2 separate regions of the Mus musculus genome follow, and region 2 is linked to region 1. Evidence: chromatin loops called from intact Hi-C (ENCODE). Cell type or tissue: left cerebral cortex. All regions are shown on one strand.

The links. Peaks named below come from ENCODE experiments on the same cell type or tissue, not always from the same donor. Only the 100,000 strongest peaks of a DNase experiment are listed, where the experiment ranks them.
Region 2: it touches region 1 in a loop (5-fold over the local background); 11 of 42 quality-filtered maps call a loop at or near these places.

What each region holds. Positions count from the first base shown.
Region 1 is chr3:33,040,047-33,048,046 of GRCm38, reverse strand. The region is part of intron 3 of Pex5l (peroxisomal biogenesis factor 5-like); the gene reads left to right. All of the region lies in intron 2 of 4930419G24Rik (RIKEN cDNA 4930419G24 gene), which reads right to left. Among named protein-coding and RNA genes, the nearest start is that of 4930419G24Rik, 19 kb to the right of the region's middle. In left cerebral cortex, a CTCF peak has its summit at 3,885 (motif pointing left); DNase peaks (open chromatin) are centred at 3,116, 3,846, 4,220 and 6,444; H3K27ac peaks cover 27 bases.
Region 2 is chr3:33,784,577-33,792,576 of GRCm38, reverse strand. No RefSeq gene overlaps it. Among named protein-coding and RNA genes, the nearest start is that of Ttc14, 12 kb to the left of the region's middle. In left cerebral cortex, a CTCF peak has its summit at 1,391; DNase peaks (open chromatin) are centred at 1,383 and 4,687.

The DNA of each region.
Region 1 (8,000 bases):
GTGGGCATGGGGCTTTGGTTCAACTGTTACAGTGCCTTCCTGACTTGTATTCAGCCTTGGGTTCCATTGCCAGCACTATACCAACACAGTGTGGTGATTCCTGTCTATAATTCCAGCACTCAGGGAGGGAGGCAGGGGGGTCAGACATTTAACGTCAATTTCAGGGCAATCTGAGCTATATAAGACCCAGCCACAATGAGTTAATTTATTAGTTTATTGCTTCTATTACTGTTTTACTGATGTTCCTAGTTTCAAACATCAGTGTAGTTTCCTCTTTCAGTTAAAAACCTCATTTGAAGCGCTTGCTTTTCTAATACTGGATTTTTTGCTGGCATTGAAATTAGAGTTCTCAATAAAAGGAGAATTGTGCCTGGCTGCCTGACCTCTAGTCACTTAATCTAGGGCAAGCTTTCTGAAGAGCCAGCATCAACAGCATCAGCTATGGGATAGGTGACAGTACATGTGCACACAGGTCACACAGCAAGGGATCACAGTCATTTCTATGAGTGGCATTAGATATCCTGGAACAAGAGACTCAGGGTGTGCTGACAGGAAGAATACTCATGGGCCTGCATCACTGTCGCCTTAGAAACAACACATTGTATGTAATAAATGTCTGCCACCGGGAAACATTATATACCGTGCACACAAAAACCAATGTTTCATGCTGTCACTTGTATGTGGAACCTTTAAAACTCACTCTTACCACATATCTTTAATCCAAGCACCTGTGAATCAAAGCCAGATCTGACGAGTAAGTCCCAGGCCAGCCAGGGCTGCTAATGAGACCCTGTCTCAAAAAGAATTTGATGCTTACTTAGCAAGACCTACAGAGAGTTGGAAATAGTAGCCAAAAGTTACAAAATTTCATCTAGATAGAGGCATTGGCTTAAGAGAGCTATTGTGCACCTTAGTGACTATAGTCACTAGCAGTGCATTATGCTCTTCAAGTGGCTGAGAATAGCTTTTAAGTGCTCATTCCCAAATAAGTATCTGGCATGACACACTGGCATGATTAAGTTTTTAAAAGTCTATTCTTATAAATTTCATCAAAAACATGGTTTTTAAACGTTATGACTTTAAAGGAACTTTCGCCTTCATTTTTCAAATTGGAATATGAGAATCTAATCAAATGATACTGGAAACTATCCCTATGGCTTTTATAATGTCTTAACTGCATATGCTTGACTCCCATCCCTCAACATCATAAAGTAGAATCTGGCAGCATCAAACATTATTCTGTATCACTGTGTTTAAAATATTAAAGCAGACTTTTAAGCCAATTCCTTCCTAGTCAGAAAACTTATAGGGATCTGTATGAAATTCATGGACACACACAATCCAAAACAAAAAGCAGCCAATGTCACCACCATAGACCTTCACTGTTAACATGTCTCTAACTTCAAACACACACACACACACGCACACACACACACACACACACACACACACACAGGACTCAAGAATAATTTAAGTATATCAGAACATACAGCTTTAGGCATCTTGTCTTTTTTTATAGAATTTATAATTTGGGAAATGTCGTTCTTTTCCATTGTGTTCTATGGAAATATTATCTTATTTCTAAAGCTGATTGTCAGGACTGGAAGGTGACTTGGTCTATAAAGTGTTTGCTCTGCCAGTAGGAGGGTCTGAGTTCAATCCTCAGAGACCATATAACAAAGCTGGTGCAGTAAAATGTGAATGTAATCCCATTGCTGGAGAGGTGGAAGCAGACAACACACACACACACATACACACACGCACACACACACATGAACACACACATACATACACACACTGAAAATATTGAAAGTCAGGAAATATGAGCTGTCTGATCTATATCAACCACCAATCAACTCAATAACCTTTATCATTGACTGTACATTTGCAGGCCTCAGTTTCCACCTCCAGAACATTAATGAAGAGCTGGAGAAATGGCCTAGTGGGTAAAGCACTTGCCATACTTGTTTGAGGCCCCATGTTCAAGTCTCCAGTGGGAAGAGCAGACATGGTGGCACAGGCATTTACAATCCCAGCTCTTCTAGGGTGCGATGGGAGTCAGGGACAGGAGAGTCCCCAGAAGCTTGGAAGCCACCCATCCTGATGTCCTGTCTGCACTAGCACTCACACGGGAATGTATGCCAACTGCCCCAAGGGGTGTTCTTCGTTCATGGGCACACCTCATATACACAAAAGTGTAACTGAAAAAGATTAGAGAAAAGTGAAAAGTGTTGATCAAATATTCTCTGAGATGCCTGAAACCCTGTCACCTCTTGTGGACAAATAGATGTTAACTGACATCTTGGCCACATTTAGGGACATTTTACAATCTAGACAAGCTAGAGAAAAGTAACCTTTGTGTCTCTCTGCACATGTTTTTGTACTCATTCCTTTCTCAAGTATTATCAAAGGCTGTTCCTGGAACTAAAGGCAAGACAGAGCTCCCTTCCTGGAGAAGGGAGGCAAGCAGCAAGAAGGCAGGCAGATCTACAGAGATTTCAATAAATAGTTTCTTCTTCAAAATTCTCATCCGTGCAAGATGATGACATTTCCTCTCTCCCCATTCTATAACTCAGTTGAGACTCTGAAATGTTTGAATGAGTATAACTTGTTTATACAAAAATAAGCTGAAGAACACATAGGACAGGAAAGGCCCTAGACATCAATAGAGTCAGCAGGAAGCCGGCATCCAAGTCACTGGTCACCACAAACTGCAGTGCAGTTGATACCAGTGCAGCCCCAGGGTTTCAGTAGGTGGGCAGAGGCTGGCCTCCCAGAGCCAGGTGTATGATAGCAGCATTCTAGGAGGATAGCATTGGCAACCAGGGAGTTATCATGTGCATAGGAAGAGCTCTACTACAGGGCTGGGGTTGTGCTGAACTTGAAGCTTCAAGATGGAAGTTAGAAACTACCAACAAAGAAGCTTGGACTGGCAGCTGGTATCACACAGCAAAGACTAGAGAATGCATGCACTACATGTGACTTCGTAGTCCAGAGGTTTTTGATCTTGAGTGAGCTCAAAAATCACCCAAACATTTAAAGTCTCTGGTGCCCTAGGCTCATCCATCACGTCAGATCCAGCTGTCAACCACAAAGGTCCCCAGAAAAGCCAGTGTTCCCTGTCCTGGGACCTCGATTTGAGAACCAGAGACAGAGCAGATGGGCTCCCTGCGCTGAGCATATGGAGAACAAAACCTTGCTTTCAAAATGGGGACTTCTAAAGAAGATGACAGCTTCACGCCCGTATGTCAGCCCGCTCCCCACCCACCCTCCACCCACCCCCCACCCCCCGGGTGTTGTACTCGCATGAGGAGCAGGAAAGATGAGTAGGGACTGCAAGATGGTTCTGTACCAGCTACCAGGACAGGATGAAGAGGAAGGAGGGACATGTGGAGATGACAGCTTGGGAGCAGATGTCACACAGTCTCAGGGTCATCTGCAGGCTCAGTTGTGAGAGGCAGAGAAAGCAGGGACAGGACCTTAAACAGAATCTAGTCTTAATATCCACACATCGTTTCTCCAAACCAATGGCTGTTTCTGGCTAAGCACGTGCCTGCCATTTGTGTATGTTAAAAGGGGGCGTCCTATATCTTAAATACACTCTGCACCATGAGAGGTAACACCATGACAGTCCTAGCTTTAGAGACTTCATGGTAATTTTACCAGGCACAACTTAATCGACTATAGAATATGTACAGTACAGAGCATGACCTATGTAAATGCAGAATCCGTTGTACCTTCGACAGCCTTCTTTTCTAAAGCAGACATACAGGGGAGAGTCAGAATCAACACTTGGCTTTTTCAAATTTCACTTTAAGGAGTTTTCCATCTGGAATGTTCCATCCTTGAAACTGGCCCAGAACTGACTTTCATCTGCTGCCCCCTGCTGCCAACAAGAAAAGCAGCCTGATTTTAAGATTTGGAAAGCTGAGCTACTCAAAAAAAAAAAAAAAAAAAAAATCGTGGTTTCTAATCATGTCATTTAGGATTATCCCTTGTTTCAAGTAATCCTTGACATTACCCTTCTCCATTAAAAGATTATGCAGGCTTACTGGGATAAATGGGTTACAGCCATCACAGCTTGGGCCCTGTTGGTGTAGTCTGCTTCCCTCTTGCATGAGAATGTAACAGACATAGAAAAGAAGGCTGTCCTCATAGTTGGCGTCTTATTTGGACACACTAATGGCATGGACAACTGTTGGCTGAGCTCACTTGTAAGATTAGGGCAAGTCAGTGGAAGGAACAGAACCAAGAGGCTTGGCGTCGGCTGGGTTATCTTAACCGAGTGAGTTTGCTTCTAACTACCTTAGATGCAAACTGGCTCTTATGCTCTGGTGTGGCTGTTTTCCCCACATGATAAGATGGGAAGAGTATAAGCTGCTTTAGCCCTTTGCCTTCCGTCTGTTTCTGTTATATCTAAGGGGATAGGTGGACTCTTTGGAGAATCGCTGAGTTTTAGAACTACCACAGGATATTTGAGAATGAAGAAATGTGCTTTAAATTTTATCTAGAGCCTGCTGGAGAGTTGAGTCTGTGACTTAAATGCAGCCATTTAAATGCCAGGTCTTTCTCTAGTCCTATTGATCTTAACATTTTTGAAAAGCAGCTCCTTATTGTTCAAGGCTCAAGAATCCCAGTGTGTGTCATGTGTCACTGTGGGTCCTGGTCTCAGCCACTCACTACCCACAGCATTTATAGATAGACCTTCCCCTTCCTAGACCAAGGAGTTTGAGACAGATGGTCAGAAAGGGAGTGGTGGGGCTAGAGAGATGGCTTAGTGTGTAAGGGCACTTGCGTAAGCATGAAGAAGACGTGTTTGAATGCCAATAATATCAAAAGCCAATCATGTCTGCACATGGGTGTACTCCCAGCATTGGGGGTTGGAAACAAGAGCCAGGAATTGGATATGGATACCCATCCTAGACAAATCAGTGAGCTAGTTCAGTGAGATACCCTGTCTCAAGGCAGTAAGGCACAGGGTGATAGAGGAAGTCACCCAGATCTTGCCCTGGCCTCTACATGGACATCCATGTGCATACAACATACAAAGAAAATGGTGTAAGTGCTGCTAGCACAGTCTGAAATCTTTGTGAATGGCTCCTCTTCTTATACCTTTAATTTAATTAAGCAAATATTATTGAGTATCTCTTTGTGATAAAGTAGGCTTTCGAAACATGGGAATATGTAAGTGCATGAAAGCCCAGGCTCCTCTAAGTACTTCTAGTTTGACTTTACTGTATTACTACCAAAGGAGATAAAATTGTTATCTAAGAGGATACTGAAGCAGCCTAGGAACAAATGAACACCAGCAGATGATGGACACCTACAGATGGACAGAAAGGAAAACTCAAGAAGTCAGGTGCTCCTGAGCCACATGCTGTGACAGAAAGATGGCAGGAAAAAAGATGTGGCCACACTTTATTCCTTCCTTCCTTCCTCTCTCCTTCCCTTCTTTCCTTCCTTCCTCCTTCCCTTCCTTCCTTCCTTCCTTCCTTCCTTCCTTCCTTCCTTCCTTCCTTCCTTTTTCTAACTAATGTCTTTAGTTGAAGTATAAAATAATGGACCAAGAGAGAAAACAACCTTCAGCACAATCCCTCAAAAGCATCCCACTGGTGACACTCTCTTTAATAACTTTCCATATCTACATTGTATAATTCATTACATGAGTTATAAGAGATTTATCCACAGTATTAGAATCACTGAGTAATTGGAATGTTGACATGTTAACACCGTAATCAACCATTCTTGTTTGGAGGTTGGGTTTTATAGAGTTTGTTTGTTTCTTTCTTCCTTTGCTTGCTTTACTAAAAATCAAGATTATTTCCCTAAGTTTAAAAATAGTGAGCTTGAATCTGCCTCTTGGAAAATAATTCTCCTTTGCAATAGCTTGTTTATTATAGCAGTGATTCTAACGGACAAAAATTAAAACATAATCAGCAGCAGCATCCTCCTAGACAGGAAACAACTGAAAGCATGGCCTGGCAGCTGAGCAGTGGAGAAAGATAGCAAAATTAAGACATTTCTGTACAAACATAGGAGAAGCATGAGGTTCTCCTATTTAAGAGTAAAAAGCAAAGTGCAAGACACCATATATTACCTATTGTCGTTGAAAGGGTGGGAAGGCACAAACTCATATCACAGCTAGACTTGATTGCTTCCTGCATGACATTATGTCATACTTGGAAATATTTATGGAGTGTCTCTCTCTCGTCCCTTCCAAAATTCAAGCTCCTTGAGGATCGCTTCTGTGTGCCTTGTTTGCTCCCTGACCTGGCGCAGTGTTTACTGACTGGTTACTTAGAGCTCTGTAATCCGAAATGTTACAGGTCACAAACCCAACCACTGTTTGCAAATCTGTTTCAGGAGTTTCAGAGGGGGAGTCATAAAGAATGAACACGCTGGGGTATGGAGGAGGGATACTTATGTGGGTGTTTGCTGTGTACTGCTGAAACAACTTGATTCCAGTTCCCTCTCGCAGCCTTTACCTAAAACACTCTCTAAAATGCTCTCCTCCTTTTGAAATGATTGCTGGGCTCATATATGAAGAGAACACAGACTGCTGGAAGGAAACTAGACTTTAATGAGACAAAAAATAAAAACATCCTGTGAATCTAATCCAGCTGTGTAGGTATTTCTTGCCAAAGGTGTAGGAGTTGGAACAGAAGGGGCGGGGCCAGAATTTGAGTGTGGATGACTGTCTAGAGACCACAGAAGGCTCCAGGCTATCTCAGGAACTCCAGAGCCTACATTCCATTGTCATGCTCCAGGTGAGCTCCCTTTGATACTGCAGCCTCCATCCCTACCCCTGTACGTCATGAGGGTACTAATGGAGTGATGGTAATACTTGGTAGGATACAAAGTACTGGCATAATAGTGACAAAGATGAAAGGGAAAGATACGTTTAAACCCCACACGAACTCTATGCAGATAGTTGAGCCTATACACTTGGTATTTAAATAAAATGAACCAGCTGTGAATGCTGCTTACTTCAGGAAGACCTTCACTCTGGGAGCGTCCAAAACCTGCATTAAAATGGCGGGTGATGCTTTGTGCACTACACTCTGGTGTGATGCCACTGGACAGTGTAGAAAGAATTTTTCAAAAGGCCTAGGAGGCTGCAGAGATGTATAGTGGGAAAGAATGCTTGCCACATAAGGGAGAGATTACAGACACCACCAAAGTACACACAGACAGGCTGTAAAGACACACATCATGAAGGTTCCCACAGACATACACCACGGAGATTCTGCCTGGACCACAACCTTCGAGTCCTCTTGTCCATTCTGGTTCTCCTCTGGGTAGTAAGTTCTAAAGCAGGGAACTAGGGGTGGGACCTCCTTGTTCTTTCTGACGAGCATTTTGTCAAGTGAATCTCAAGGGAGCTAAGAAAAGCAAGCATTTCTAGAATTGAACTGTTTTAAGGAAGTTATTTCATTTGTAGGTTTTTTTTTTACTTTGAAATTAAGAAAAATGCATTCATTACAGAAACACAGTGTGCACATGTCCTAATCATGAGTCCTTTCTTAAGGCAGACCCACTGCCTACCCAGAAGCAGTCATTTGTATCTGCAGATGGGTTACTCAGAAGCAGCACACATTCATGTAGATGCTGGACTGGCAAATGAAATCTTCCATGAAGCCTGGAGCCCAAGTCCTATCGAGTGTGACTCAAGGGTGCCTGTGAAAGATCCCAGTAATGCTTGCTGAAATGGGACTCGAGGAGCTATTCTGCCTGCAGAAGGTTCTTACAAGCCTTACTAATGACTGGTTGTCGCTAGTTCATGATAGCTTTCAAGCGTGCAGAAAGAGGCAGCATGCTATAGCTGGGGGGCATTACTCAACTTCAGAGTTAAGCCAAGACCCCAAATCCCAGCCCTGCTCCTTTACTCCTGGACTGACAGTGTATTGCTGAAGGATCATAGGATTCTGATCGCTCTCCCACATGGCAGGTTGGGCAGTGTTCTATTTCCTTGCCCACTTTGCCTCATCTCTTCTACTGGT
Region 2 (8,000 bases), 740 kb before region 1:
GATCTTGGCAGGCTATGAGTGTGTTGGCAATGACACTGAGTTGGGTTTATTGTGGGTAGGGTATTTATGCTTCCAGGGAGGTGACCAGGGTCTTTGGGGTAAGATTTGTGTGAACTGTGTATCATTGACTATGGCAGGGCTGTTGGAAGATGCTTCATCTACATACTGAGGGACTGTAGGGTGTGTGTGTGTGTGTGTGTGTGTGTGTGTGTGTGTGTATGTGTGTGTGTGCATGTGCGCCCATGCACAAGGTCAAACAAGGAATGAGGCCTGATAACTGTCAGGGTAATAAATTCTTACTAGGGTTGATACTGGGGGAGCTGGCTTTATGGTGCTAGGTTGGGAGGGTGAGATAGCCAAATCCTGCTTTCCTCATATTTGAGGTATCTGAGGGTTGAAGCTTACTTGGCCTTTCCTTTGTAACCCTGGGCTATTACTGTTCCACCGGCATTAAGGAGAAATTAATAACCAAATGATAAAAACAACCTGAGGAAACTTAAATACGTATGAAGGAGTGAAAGAAGCAAATTTGAAAAGGCTACATACTGAATTATCCCAACTGATGTTAATCTCAAAAAAGAAAAACTACAGAGACAGTAAAGTTCTTTGGTTATCAGGACTTCTGTGGAAGGAAGAATAGACAAACTATAGAATATATATATATTTTTAAGGGCAATGAAATTGTCCCATAGGCTACTATGATGGTGTCATCTAATCTTTTGAGAGCTTGAAAAGGAAACAAGGCAGAGAAAAAAGGAATTTGTGTTTTTCCTTGCTTCAATGCTTGAACTGGGACATCTAATTTTATCTTCTTCTCCCCTCAGAGTAGAATTTAAATCAATGACTGCATATTCTCTAGCCTGTGGACTCTGACTAGCTTTCCTGGGTCTAGAGCTTGTAGATTTCATATTATAGGTTGTTCAATCCCTTTAACCTGTCATAGTTGTTTATCATGTGAGGCAGTTCTTCATTTTATATAGTATATATGAATAAGTGTGTGTATCTTATTCTGTTTCCCTGCTTCATTATATGTAAATGTTCAAAGATATGTCTGAATCTTTCTCCCAATAGTGGGTCATTTGACTTCATTGTCAAGAATAGGGTACAAGAGTTGAGAGTTTTGTTTGCTGCCATATAGGTTGTTGTGTAGTATCTGACACTCAATTCAAAGTTACCCTGGAGTGACTCAAGGAAGAGTGAGAAATACTAAGGAAAAAAAATTATTTAGTCACTTTGTTCATTATCAGCCTCAAACACTTATTGCCACTATTAGCAGAGTACCTCCAACTATAAGCCATGAGAAAAGGTTGACACAGCTTCATCCCAACAGTCCTTTTGAATGGATTCTAACAGTTTCAGGAAAGGAAATTTTGTTAGTTTAATCCACTTGAGGGTGCTATAAGATCACTATAGTATCAAACTGTGTTCATGTCCAAAATCACCTCACACAGCAACAAAGTCTATATTCAGTGGTAGGGATCTATGACTTATTTCAAGACAACTGTCTTTAACATTGTCTCTATCTTCTAGTGAGTGGCAAACATTTTGAAGATATTATTTTCATGAAAATAAGTTCATAATCTATTGATCTTTTGTCAATCATTGGTTACCTTGGGATTTTTGAAATTTTAGGGACATTTTTTCGTTTTTGTTTTTCCCTATAGTAATATTCACTGAATTTTGTTTTAATCAAGGCTAAATAACTCTGAACAGATCCAGAATATGCATAGCTTCAAGGAAAGGGGTCATTACATTGGAATATTTATATCATGACTTATAGATAATATATATAACACTCCTGGAGAGGCACAGTGTACAGCATTTCTGAAGATGTACAGTGCTTGGCCATATGAAGTGACTCTCTGTAGCCTTTTACAACATAATCCTTGTATGATATTTATGGTACTCTTGGAGATGTACAGTACTTGACTGTATGAAGTGACCACCTAAAGTTTCAGGCTCAGCCAGTATCTCTTCCATGTTTTTATTTGTTTATACAAAGGATTAGAAAAAAATGAAAGTACCTCAAAATACCTCTACCATAATTGTTGAGAGAAGTTGAAAGATATGTTCACTATTGATATGAATTAGGTTAGGTTAGTGTACTTTTTAAAATAAACTTGAGTGTGATTGTTCATAAACATATACACACATATAAATTCCCACATAGTAGATTCTTATGTTTATATTTTGTGGCAGTGTTTTAGAATACTATAACAGGGAACATGCGATGCTTTTAATAAGAGACATGAATAGTAAGATGATAAATAGAGTTCGTTGTCAGGACATTCTAGATTGCTTTGGTGAGCATTTTAAATTCAAATTATACATGTCTCTAGAATCAGAATAATTGATCATCTTTTAGTTACCAAATAGTAATTTTTGAATTTTATTGTTGGAAGCACCAAAAGAAAATGTCAGGAATTAAAAATACACTAGTTGTTTTATATATTGCTATTTTCAATGGAACCCACTGAAAGAGCCAGAAAAACAGGGAGAGGATTAACACTCCTTTAGATATGACCTTTGATTTTCTGTAGACACAGTTTCAAACTGTGAACTGCATCAGTCTATTCATTCAGCAAATATTTGTTTGGCATTAGGTACTATTTGAAATGTTAATGACATAATAATGAAAAAGACTCATCAATATTCCTGCCTTCATGCAGCTTATATTCTTGAGGGAGACATAATAAGCAACAAATATAAGCAAATTATGTAGTATATTGGTGATACATCCTATAGCAAATTAACTAAATCAAGGGCAAAAGTGTTGAAAGTGCAGAAGGACTGGTGTAGTCATCTCAATAGGAGAATTATAGAAGGTCTCATTGAGATGATATTCAAGTCAAGGCCATACAGGAGATGAGGCATTAGTCATCCATTTTACCTAAGGGAAAATGCAGAAGAAACACCAGGACAGAGGAACTAGAATAAGAAGAAGCATTTGATACACATGAGGAATGGAGGGATAAGGTATGGTAGGAACAGTAGGGTGTAGAGTTTTGTAGGTCACTATGCAAATGTGACTATCACTGTTAGTGGTTGGAGTAACCTTAAGATATTAAGCAGATAGTCATAATGACTTTTGTTATAAAAAGATTTGGGCTGGAATTGCCTACTTGTTCATAAGAGCTGGAAAAATTCTATAGGAGTGTAAATATATCTTATTTATAAAGAAATAAAACTTTAAAGTTTATGCTATTATAAAAAATGAGAATATGGCATTTAAATGTTTCCAAAATATTTAAGAGTTTGAAAGATTTTTACGATGAACTAGATACTTATCACAATGGGAATAACTTTAGCCTAGGAGTCCTAGCTATGTTTTGAGCAAATCACAGTTACGCATGCTTCTCTTGTCACTCAAACTCCAAGGTGCTTGTACTGGCTGGTTTTGTGTGTCAACTTGACACAAGCTGGAGTTATCACAGAGAAAGAGCATCAGTTGGGGAGATGCCTCCATGTGATCCAGCTGTAAGGCATTTTCTCAGTTAGTGATCAAGGGGGAAAGGCCCCTTGTGGGTGGGACCATCTCTGGGCTGGTAGTCTTGGGTTCTATAAGAGAGCAGGCTGAGCAAGCTAGGGGAAGCAAGCCAGTAAGGAACATCCCTCCATGGCCTCTGCATCAGCTCCTGCTTTCTGACCTGCTTGAGTTCCAGTCCTGACTTCCTTGGTGATGAACAGCAGTATGGAAGTGTAAGCCGAATAAACCCTTCCCCCCGCAACTGCTTCTTGGTCATGATGTTTGTGCAGGAATAGAAACCCTGACTAAGACAGTGCTGTATATGATGAACGTTGATGTTTAAACCTAAAATTCTGTACTCTATTAAGAAATGGACCTTGCAAGTCTTACATAATACCCTACCTCTCTCTTTAAGGTGCTGTACTTTTTTCTATGAAATCTTATAAAACTATTTTTCTACTGTATTATAGTACTAGCAAATGGGTTCCCACTGTGGCTGGTTTCAAGTGTGTGAGATTTTCTGGTTTCTTTAGGTGTAGTTTCAGAAATTACACAAGCCTCAGAAATTACAGGGAAGATTGGCTAGTTACTGTAAGGAAGTCTTAATGTGGCAGTTCTATAATACACATTAGGGCCCAGATCCTTAGTTTTAAATTCACGTAATTTTATACATCCTCAGCATAAAATTGAATTAAGTTTTGGCCAATAGTTTATACATACTTGATACAGACTAACCAAACTGACTGATCACCAGTCTAGATAGCACACACTAATGTAGTCATATGATTACTGTCAAAAAACAATTTTTAATTTCAATATATTCTCTCATGGAAAGACAACCTTAGAAGTTTGCTGCAAAAACAAAGGAATGAATGCAACTGGAAAAAGAAAAGCAAAAGCAAATGCTATCTGTCATGGTATGATAATGAAAACCTGCACCAGTTCAATGTTATATATGTATCCATTTCCTCTATGTGAGTATTCCTGCTAAGGCGATCAAATGCTCTGCTTACTCTGTCTCCATGTATATAGCACACACACACACACACACACACACACATACACACACACTCTTTATATAGCATATGTATATAACTGGTGATGTGCATATTTAAAACCTTCTTTCCAAGGTAGTTTTTAGTATTTTAGAATTTCTCGAGAATGGAAGCCCAGAATACAAAACAGATGTAAACATAACTGCCCTAGCTGAATCACACTGATGGGAAGAAAATTGAGAGTTCAACTCAGTAACACCCCTTTATTTTTTTTTCTTCCCTGGCCTTCTGTACTTTGAGTGGTAGCTGGAGAGGTTTATGAGCTTTAGGGAACTCCTTTGTCTTGTTAACAGATGATTTCTTCAGGCTGGCTTCTGTGTTATTGATTATGTCTCAGTGTAAGTTACAATCATATGCTGACCATTCTCTGTCTGCCCTTCGGTCATGCTGGAATTATACATTACAGGAACACTAGCCACACAGAAAATGCCGTTCTGTGTTCATTCGCCCTTATAAATTGTAATTCTTGTTCATTACGCTTTGATCTTGCCTAGCCTCACTTCCTTAGAAGGCAATATTGTTTCCAAGTTCAATCATGAAGCCCCTTATAGTCTGTCTGTCTGTCTGTCTTAACTCTTGGTGCTCTCACTCACTATCCAGATGCAGTCACATGGGTTTCCTATCAACTTTAAATGCTCTGTGTTTTTTGTATTGCATAGCTATTGTTGGTATATTTTCCAAAATGCTCTTTCACTATTTAACTGTATTTTCTTTTTGTCTCTGCACCTGAGCATAAAAAAATACTCCCTTTTTTCTTAACACTCCATTTATTTCCATCATAATACCCATGTGAATTATCTGTTCTCCCTACTAAAATGGCAATTCCCTGTGTCCTGTTCATGATTTTGTACTCAATAATTAGCTTAGTGCATATCTGGTACATATCATGTGTGAAATAAATGCTTGAATGAATATGTGTAATATTCACATGTATATGTTATATTTATAGTAAAGAAAGGGATATTTGTTGTTCTTAATATGACTGAGCAAGGCCCAGTTAACAGGTTCAATGACAGAGACCTAAAAATAAACTATTCTGGGCAGTAGTATCATCTCTTTGTTTGAAAAGAAGTTTGGCAAGCAAAGGGTCCCAATCGGAAATTAATAAACAGAAAGGCATTGTTCTGTGGAAGTGGTCTATATTATAGGTGGATTAAAAGTGCTTTTTAAGTCGGCATAGGGAGTGTGGTGACTGGGAGTTCCAGAGCCATGCAGTTTGATTTGTTTTTTAAACTTATTTTTAAAGAATTTTATTCTGTTCAACTAAGCTCAGTTATTTTGAACAATATAAAAGCATCTGCAACATCTGCCTTTTACTCTTATATTCTACCTAGGATATAAGATATCCTATTTCTGATTTTATATTTGGTTTCTGTACTTTTATCTTGTTTTAAGAATTTTTGAGGTCATTGTATATGTGAGTCTACGTAGTTACTATAAGCTGATAGGACAGATAGCTGCATATTTGCTGTGTTGAGGTCCATCAGAGGAACAGAACCAGGAGAATGTATACATGCACAGTTATAAGGTTATCTGAAGGAATTTGCTACTGTGAGTGTAAAGACTTTAAAGACAAAACAGTTAAGGTGGGTGGCAGGCTAGACCAATGAAGATGTATGCTGTACTCTAGACCTGCTGGAAGAATTTCCCTCCTGTTTAGAAAGTTGGTTTTGTATTATGTTCTGGCCTTCAACTGACTAGATGAGGCCAACACACACTGTGGAAGGAAATCTGCTTTTCTCAAAACCCACTGTTTAATGTTAATCTTGTCTGAAAACACCCTCACAGAAGTATCCAGAGTAGTTGATCACCTGTGTGGACCCTGTGGCAGCTGTGCCATGTGTGTTCTAGTTCAGAGTTTGCCCAAAGCTGTGTGCCTTATGCTGCTAAAATGCCTGAAGACTATGCTGTATGAAGAATGTCTGAGGAAAGAGGAATTGGCTAGAACTTCTGCTGTATTCAGTCTACTGGGGGCCACCCTTGTCCATACTCAATATCATGTGTAGAATCACACACCTTCTAACTTATAACAGAATTGCAATATTGTAAGGTTTTAGACTTTTGTTCTAAAATTGCATTAAGCATATTTGAAAATCATATCAACAAAATATCTAAGTTTTTAATGCTTTTATATTGATTCTTTCAAGATCTGGAATTAAAGAACATTCCTTATTTTTCATGATATTTTCTGAAAAGCCATCCCATGTTGAATAATCCCCATTATGTATATATTGACTCCAAACTTGGTTTGGTGAACTTGCCAGCATCACTACCATCACTCCTGTTTGGGTTAGCCTACAGTTTTGATGTTAACTATTTCATTCCCATCTGTGACCACATTTTTTCCCATTTTTTATTAGGTATTTAGCTCATTTACATTTCTAATGCTATACCAAAAGTCCCCCATACCCACCCACCCCCACTCCCCTACCCACCCACTCCCCCTATTTGGCCCTGGCGTTCCCCTGTACTGGGGCATATAAAGTTTGCTTGTCCAATGGGCCTCTCTTTCCAGTGATGGCCGACTAGGCCATCTTTTGATACATATGCAGCTAGAGTCAAGAGCTCCGGGGTACTGGTTAGTTCATAATGTTGTTCCACCTATAGGGTTGCAGATCCCTTTAGCTCCTTGGGTACTTTCTCTAGCTCCTCCATTGGGAGCCCTGTGATCCTTCCATTAGCTGACTGTGAGCATCCACTTCTGTGTTTGCTAGGCCCCGGTATAGTCTCACAAGAGACAGCTACATCTGGGTCCTTTCGATAAAATCTTGCTAGTGTATGCAATGGTGTCAGCGTTTGGATGCTGATTATGGGGTGGATCCCTGGATATGGCAGTCTCTACATGGTCCATCCTTTCATCTCAGATCCAAAGTTTGTCTCTGTAACTCCTTCCATGGGTGTTTTGTTCCCAATTCTAAGGAGGGGCATAGTGTCCACACTTCAGTCTTCATTCTTCTTGAGTTTCTTGTGTTTAGCGAATTGTATCTTATATCTTGGGTATCCTAGGTTTGGGGCTAATATCCACTTATCAGTGAGTACATATTGTGTGAGTTCCTTTGTGAATGTGTTACCTCACTCAGGATGATGCCCTCCAGGTCCATCCATTTGGCTCGGAAATTCATAAATTCATTCTTTTTAATAGCTGAGTAGTACTCCATTGTGTAGATGTACCACATTTTCTGTATCCATTCCTCTGTTGAGGGGCATCTGGGTTCTTTCCAGCTTCTGACTATTATAAATAAGGCTGCTATGAACATAGTGGAGCATGTGTCCTTCTTACCAGTTGGGGCATCTTCTGGATATATGCCCAGGAGAGGTATTGCTGGATCGTCCGGTAGTACTATGTCCAGTTTTCTGAGGAACCGCCAGACTGATTTCCAGAGTGGTTGTACAAGCCTGCAATCCCACCAACAATGGAGGAGTGTTCCTCTTTCTCCACATCCTCGCCAGCATCTGCTGTCACCTGAATTTTTGATCTT